Linked DNA regions of Homo sapiens: region 2 is linked to region 1. A link is an interaction called in ENCODE POLR2A ChIA-PET data of the cell type or tissue named here. Cell type or tissue: endothelial cell of umbilical vein. All regions are shown on one strand.

Region 1 (4,000 bases):
AGAAATGGCTGTCATGACTGCCTCCATGACTGCTTCTAATCATGCCTCCAGGCCTCCATGACTGCCTCCATGACTGACTCCATCTTGCTTCTAAGCCTCACAGGCTGACTGTCCTCACTCATGCCTGGGTGTGGCCAAACTAACCATGGGAGGAATTCAATTTATAGTTTAACTTGCAGGCAAGAATGATAATAATCCTTACCTAACACTAACCCCCTCCTTCCTTGCTCAGGGACTAAAAATGAATGATAGGCCATGAGATTAGGATTATGGGAGGAGCCTGAATTCTGCTAAGGATGTAAACATAGTTTCTATAACCACTTACTGCTCAGGAGTCATGTTGCCAGAGGTCACAATATTTGTGATTTCCCCAACTGCCCCATAACCATACAATATAGGCCGGACAATATAGGTGGTGGCTCACGCCTGTAATCCCAACACTTTGGGAGGCTGAGGTGGGAGGATCATGAGGTCAAGAGATCGAGACCATCCTGGCCAACATGGTGAAACCCCGTCTCTACTAAAAATACAAAAATTAGCTGGGTGTGATGGTGTGTGCCTATCGTCCCAGCTACTCTGGAGGCTGAGGCAGGGGAATCGCTTGAACCCAAGAGGCAGAGGTTGCAGTGAGCGGAGATCTTGCCACTGCACTCCAGCCTGGCAACAGAGTGAGACTCTGTCTCAAAAGAAAAAAAAAGGCCAGGCGCAGTGGCTCACGCCTGTAATCCCAGCACTTTGGGAGGCCAAGGCAGGCAAATCACCTGAGGTTGGGAGTTCCACACTAGCCTGACCAACATGGAGAAACCCCATCTCTACTAAAAATACAAAATTAGCCGGGTGTGGTGGCACATGCTTGTAATCCCAGCTACTCGGAAGGCTGAGGCAGGGGAATCGCTTGAACCCGGGAGGTGGAGGTTGCAGTGAGCTGAGATCGCATGACTGCACTCCAGCCTGGGCAACAAGAGTGAAACTCCATCTGAAAAAAAAAAAAATTACAATGTAATAGTGATGCTAGGACCTAAGATTGGTCTTTTAAGATGTTTTCCAGACTTTTGTATTCTATCTCATGACTCAACTGATCCTGCAGCCCTGACCCAGAGGTAGATTCAGCACACAAGGATTGTTTTCTGCATTCCTATGATTTTATCCCCAACCAGTCAGCAGCACCCACTCCTTAGCCCCTGCTCACCAAATTATCTACAAAAACCCTAGCCTCTGAGTTCTCAGGGAGGCTGATTTCAGTAATAATTCTGTTTTCCACATGCCTAGCCAAGTTTTAATTAAACTCTTTCTTTACTGCAACGCCATGGTCTCTGTGAATTGGTTTTGTCTGTATAGTAGGCAGGAGAAACCTGTTGGGCAATTACAAAACTTTTTCTGGAGTTTCACGGTAAAAAAAAAAAAAAAAAAAAAAAGGCCCTTTCAAAATCCATTAATGGTAGGAAAAGTAGAGTCTATGTATGTGAGAGATCCTATAAAGAGTTATCAAACTGAACTTGGGTTCGCTCACCCAGCACAGTAAAGTCAAACATCCACACCAAGTTTTTTGCAGTGGGAGAAAGGAGGGCATTTATTTGCAGGGCACCCAACAAGGAGAATCAGGCAGCTCACACTTAAGACCCAACCTCCCCAGTGGCTTACAGTTAATGGTTTTTTAAGGCAAGGAAACAGCGGTTATGGGCAAAAATCATAAATTGGGCCAGGTGCTGTGGCTCACACTTGTAATCCCAGCACTTTGGAATGCCGAGGCAGGTAGATCACCTGAGGTCAGGAGTTCAAGACCACCCTGGCCAACGTGAAAAAACCCCATCTCTACTAAAAGTACAAAAATTAGCCAGGTGTGGTGGCAGGCGCCTGTAATCCCCAGCTATTTGGAAGGCTGAGGCAGGAGAATCACTTGAACCAGGGAGGCAGAGGTTGCAGTGAGCCAAGATTGTGCCACTGCACTCCAGCCTGGGTGACAGAGTGAGACTCTGTCTCAAAAAAAAAAATCATAAATCAATACATGGAGGCCATACAGGACATCTCAAATCGGGGCTCACAGGCCACAGGTGAATTCAAAGATTTTTCTGATTTGCAATTGGTTAAGGAGGGAAAACTTTGTAAAAAATTTAGGATCAGCAGAAAAGAATGTTAGCTCTGGTTTATGGGCATGCTCCCTCCACACCCTTCAGGAAGAAATTTATAACAAAGAATGGTGGCCAGCATTCATTCCTCAGTTTCCCCCTTATCTGAGGTCTGCGTGCCAGAGGAGCCATTTGATGGAGGTCTGGGTTTCTGAAAAACAACTCAGGGATATATGTTAAGATGTTATCTTCAGTTTCTAAAGGAAACCAAACATCCTGTGACTTCAACTTCCTTGGCTATTGTTTTAAGCTACCATTCCCTTCTTGCTTATCAAGTTGTTCATTTACTTCTCAAGGCTAGCTAGGTGCCTGGAATTTCCCTTGAAGGAATTCAAGATTTTTCTTTATTTCCATGCTTTGTGGGGAAGGTCATCCCTGGCAGGCCCCCAAGAGGGGTCTTTGCTCCATCTCAGAGTCTATGTGTGACTGGAACTCTCATACATTGCTAGTGGGAGTGCAAAATGATATAATCACTTTAGAAAATACTCTAACCTTCTCTTATAAAGTTTAACATATACTTACCATACAAACCATCAAATCCCTTTTTAGATGTGTACCCAAAGAAAATGAAAATAGAGATCTACTCAAAGACTTGTATGCAGCTTTATTAATGATAGCCAAAAACTAGAAACAGCCCACATGTCCATCAACTAGTGAATAGATAAGCGTATGGTGGAAGACCCATACTATGGAATGCTCCTCAGCCATAAAAAGGAACAAATTAACATATAATCTAGGTAAACTGACACCCATTTTACTTGGGAGGAATATGGCCTTCTAGTGAGAATGAGTAATGAAGGTGTGATATTGAAGAGTTGGCCCAGCTGTCCTCATGCACTGCTGTCCACTCTATCATTCATAGCCTTCTTCAGCCTCAGTTCCTGTTTTTTTAAAATAAGAACAACGTTCATCTCAACACATAAAACTGGCAAAATAGTAATAACTATGTTGTAGAGAATTCAGAAAACTGATGCTCTCCAACAGCTAGTGTGATCCTCAGGAGCGCAGTCTAGGAATGGGAAAAAAAAGCCTTAAAATGTGCAGACCTCCTGACCCAGCCATTTCACTTTTAGGCAATTTCCCTAAGACTATAATCACTTATGATGAAAATATTGGTCCTAGTGACATTGACAAAGTTACTCATTTTATCTGATGTATATTTGTTTCAGAAAAATAATGCCAATATTATTAGTAATAATAAAACTATGACCTACATAAACAAAAAAACTTTGTGTTATCTCACTTAAACCTCAAAACAGCCTGATGTGATACTTACAGATTTCACAGGTGAGGAAAATGTTGTGCCTAATGACACATATCTGGTAAGTATATCCTTAGTCATCAGGATGCAAACCTTGACTGTCTGAGACAATCCTCACTGTTAGCCACTGTCTTACACAGCCAGATATACAAGGCCTGGGCAATTGTACCCACTGTTAGAAATTCAGATAACTATGTTTTAGAGACTGCTAGTAATGACTATATCAAACAAATCAATACATTGAACATTAATTCTTTTTTTTTTTTTTGAGATGGAGTCTCGCTCTGTCGCCCAGGCTAGAGTGCAGTGGTGCGATCTTGGCTCACTGCAAGCTCCGCCTCCCGGGTTCACGCCATTCTCCTGCCTCAGCCTCCCAAGTAGCTGGGACTACAGGTGCCCGCCACCACGCCCGGCTAATTTTTTGTATTTTAGCAGAGACGGGGTTTCACCGTGTTAGCCAGGATAGTCTTGATCTCCTGACCTCGTGATCCGCCCGCCTCAGCCTCCCAAAGTGCTGGGATTACAGCCGTGAGCCACCGTGCCTGGCCGAACATTAATTCTTGAATTTGCTCATTGCTGTTCCCTATTTACAGATATGAGCCAAAGTGTAACT
Region 2 (4,000 bases), 50 kb before region 1:
TAGATGACCTGATGGAGCTGAAAAACACAGCATGAGAACTTTGTGAGGCATACACAAGTTTCAATAGCTGAATCAATCAAGCAGAAGAAAGGATATCAGTGATTGAAGATCGACTTAATGAAATAAAGCTTGAAGACAAGATTAGAGAAAAAGGAAAAAAAGGAATGAACAAAGCCTCCAAGAAATACAGGACTATGTGAAAACCAAATCTGTGTTTGATTGGTGTCCTGAAAGTGATGAGGAGAATGGAACCAAGTTGGAAAACACTCTTCAGGATTATTATCCAGGAGAACTTCCCCAACCTAGCAAGACAGGCCAACATTCAAATTCAGGAAATACAGAGAACACCACAAAGATACTCCTTGAGAAGAGCAACTCCAAGACACATAATTCTCAGATTCACCAAGGTTGAAATGAAGGAAAAAATTTTAAGGGCAGCCAGAGAGAAAGGTCGGGTTATCCACAAAGGGAAGCCCATCAGACTAACAGCAGATCTCTCTGCAGAAACTCTACAAGTCGGAAGAGAGTGGGGTCCAATATTCAACATTCTTAAAGAAAAGAATTTTCAACCCAGAATTTCATATCCAGCCAAACTAAGCTTCATAAGCGAAGGAGAAACACAATCCTTTACAGACAAGCAAATGCTGAGAGATTTTGTCACCACCAGGCCTGCCTTACAAGAGCTCCTGAAGGAAGCACTAAACGTGGAAAGGAGCAACTGGTACCAGCCACTGCAAAAACATACTAGATTGTAAAGAACATTGGCACAATGAAGAAACTGCATCAACTAATGGGCAAAACAACTAGCTAGCCTCATATTGACAGGATCAAATTCACACACAACAATTTTAACCTTAAACGTAAATGGGCTAAATGCGCCAATTAAAAGACACAGACTGGCAAATTGGATAAAGAGTCAAGACCCATTAGTGTGCTGTATTCAGGAGACCCATCTCATGTGCAAAGATACACATAGGCTCAAAATAAAGGGATGGAGGAATATTTACCAAGCAAATGGAAAGCAAAAAAAAGCACAAGTTGCAATCCTAATCTCTGATAAAACAGACTTTAAACCAACAAAGATCAAAAGAGACAAAGAAGGGCATTACATAATGGTAAAGGGATCAATGCAGCAAGAAGAGGTAACTATCCTAAATATATATGCACCCAATACAGAAGCACCCAGATTCATAAAGCAAGTTCTTAGAGACCTACAAAGAGACTTAGACTCCCACACAATAGTAATGGGAGACTTTAACACCCTACTGTCAATATTAGGCAGGTTAACGAGACAGAAAATTAACAAGGATATTCAGGACTAGAACTCAACTCTGGACCAAGCGGACCTATTAGACATCTATAGAACTCTCCACCCCAAATCAACAGAATATACATTCTGCTCAGCACCTCATTGCACTTATTCTAAAACTGATGACATAATTGGAAGTAAAACACTCCTCAGCAAATGTAAAAGAACAGAAATCACAACAAACTGTCTCTCAGACCACAGTGCAATCAAATTAGAACTCAGGATTAAGAAACTCACTCAAAACCACTCAACTACATGGAAACTGAACAACCTGCTCCTGAATGGCTACTGGGTAAATAACAAAATGAAAGCAGAAATAAAGATGTTCTTTGAAACCAATGAGAACAAAGACACAACATACCAGAATCTCTGGGACACATTTAAAGCAGTGTGTAGAGGGAAATTTATAGCATTAAATGCCTACAAAAGAAAGCAGAAAAGATCTAAAATTGACACCCTAACATCAAAGTTAAAAGAACTAGAGAAGCAACAGCTAACAAATTCAAAATCTAGCAGAAGACAAGAAATAACTAAGATCACAGCAGAACTGAAGGAGAGAGAGACACAAAAAACCCTTCAAAAAAATCAATGAATCCAGGAGCTGGTTTTTTGAAGAGATCAACAAATAGATAGACCACTAGCCAGACCATGCATTCAGACCATACCAACAGCTTTATAAGTTCTCTGGTACAATCTTGCCTGGTATGCATGCCCTTGAGTAATCCCTTTCACACTGAATGGGGCTGACTCATATAAGCAACAGGATATTGAGGATATGATGGTGTGTGCATTTCAAAGTTAGGTCATAAAAGTCATTGCACCTTCCAACTTGCTGTCTCTCAGATCACTCGCTCTGAAGGAAGCCAGCTGCCATGTCATGAGTCATGTAAGCAGCCCTGTGGAGAGTATTACTGTAAGTGAGCAAAATTCCTCACCTGTTATTTAAAGTAGATAAATCAAATTGCTTAAAGTAGATAAATCAAGAAATAGTAGTATAAACATATTATTTTGGAATAGTAGATATAACCACCTGTAATCCCAGCACTTTGAGAAGCTGAGGTGAGCAGATTGCTTGAGGTCAGGAGTTTGAGACCGGCCTGGGCAACATGACAAAACCCTGTCTCTCCAAAAAAAAAAAAATTAGATGGGTGTGGGTGCATGCACCTGTAATCCTAGCTATTTGGGAGACTGAGGTGGGCGGATCACTTGAGCCCACCAAGTCGAGGCTGCAGTGTGCTGAGATCACACCACTGCACTGCAGCCTGCATGACAGAGCAAGACCCTGTCTCAAAAAAAAAAAAAAGAATAGTACACATAACTAACACATGAATTTAAAACAAAATGGTGAAAAAATAATAAAATAATAATTTATTTAATTGATATAATCAATAAAAATTCCATTTGATATTAATAGTAATGGCAGCTCTACAGGTGAGACTATCAGAGATATCGTGGGACAAAATAGAAGGTAAAGGAAGGAAACTAACTATATTAAGCACCTATTTTGTGAGTAAAATGAGGTTCTGAGAGAAAGGGTAACCCAGCCAGCAGATTGCAGAGCCAGTGTATACATCCATATTTATCTGACTGTAAGGTCAAAGTCTTTTCCACTGTATCAAGTAATTGACCAAGAGACACTAGCTCTCAGAGCAGCAGAATGTTGCCACATTTTTATTGACAAAGAATTAATAACATAAATTATGTTTATATTGCAAAGTTTATTTAGGGAAATTTGATACTCCTTTTTACATTTTACATAAATTTATTGAGTTATAACACTGCCTGATGCCAGGTAAAGCAAATACACATCTGGGTTCAGAGACTCACGTGTGCAACAAATTTAACTTTCTGGATATTTTAAAAACTCAGCTTAATTTCCCTAGGTGCCTCATTAGCCTGATGGCAGAAATTAAATCTCAGGCAATTCTGGGTTCTCCCACAAGTACACTTTTCTTCAGAGTTGTGCTGAAGTTCTGAGGAGGATGGGAAGGGACTAGGAAATGGCCAGTCCTTTGCCCATCTATCCTCTGGCATTCTCCCACCCTGTCCCAGGTTGTCAGTCCACACAGGTGGCTGGTGCATCACTCCTCATTCTTCTCAGTGAGGTCCTTGAAGCTTGGGCAGCTCTCCCTGCTACTTCTTTACCTCTCTCAGGCACTCTATACCTCATTACTCTATTTCTGCACCTCTGAGCTGCAGAAAACTCCTTGATGCTCTTGAAAATCCCACCTGCCTAGAAACTTTATGTAGCCTCTTCTCCTCTGTGGTATTGCCATTGCCTGAAGGCCCTTTCCAGAAAGCAAATCACAAGTTTTTTCTGTTCTCAGACCCACAACTCTATGTGTGGTTCTATCATTTCCCCTTTCAGACTTGGCCAGGAATTAGGAAAGGCAAAGCACTATGCCCCTTTCTGGAGCCCCATTAGCTCTGAACTGTCCTTTCTTCTCTTTCAAGTCTCCTCTTTCTCCCTAGTGTGCAGAATCTGAGGAAGTAAAAAGGCATGTTCTGACCCATCAGCTTTTTTCCACTCCATGAGTCTTAAACTTCAGAAAAGCTTTACTCTTCCTTCTGCATCATTTCTTTCCCAGTCTACCTACCCAAATTGAGAGGAATAAGAAATACTCATAAAAAATCATGGTTTTCCACACAGTGGCTTATCAAAACAAAATCATGGTTAACATTTCAATCTAT

Evidence for each region. Peaks named below come from ENCODE experiments on the same cell type or tissue, not always from the same donor. Only the 100,000 strongest peaks of a DNase experiment are listed, where the experiment ranks them.
Region 2: POLR2A ChIA-PET joins it to region 1 with 5 read pairs; 2 of 35 experiments call an interaction of 5 or more read pairs at or near these places.

What each region holds. Positions count from the first base shown.
Region 1 is chr14:22,737,260-22,741,259 of GRCh38, forward strand. All of the region lies in intron 1 of OXA1L-DT (OXA1L divergent transcript), which reads right to left. Among named protein-coding and RNA genes, the nearest start is that of OXA1L-DT, 27 kb to the right of the region's middle. RefSeq lists an enhancer at 1-168. In endothelial cell of umbilical vein, no CTCF peak of the experiment used is centred here; DNase peaks (open chromatin) are centred at 2,402 and 2,932; H3K27ac peaks cover 2,652 bases.
Region 2 is chr14:22,687,293-22,691,292 of GRCh38, forward strand. No RefSeq gene overlaps it. Among named protein-coding and RNA genes, the nearest start is that of OR6J1, 45 kb to the left of the region's middle. In endothelial cell of umbilical vein, no CTCF peak of the experiment used is centred here; a DNase peak (open chromatin) is centred at 2,109; H3K27ac peaks cover 2,785 bases.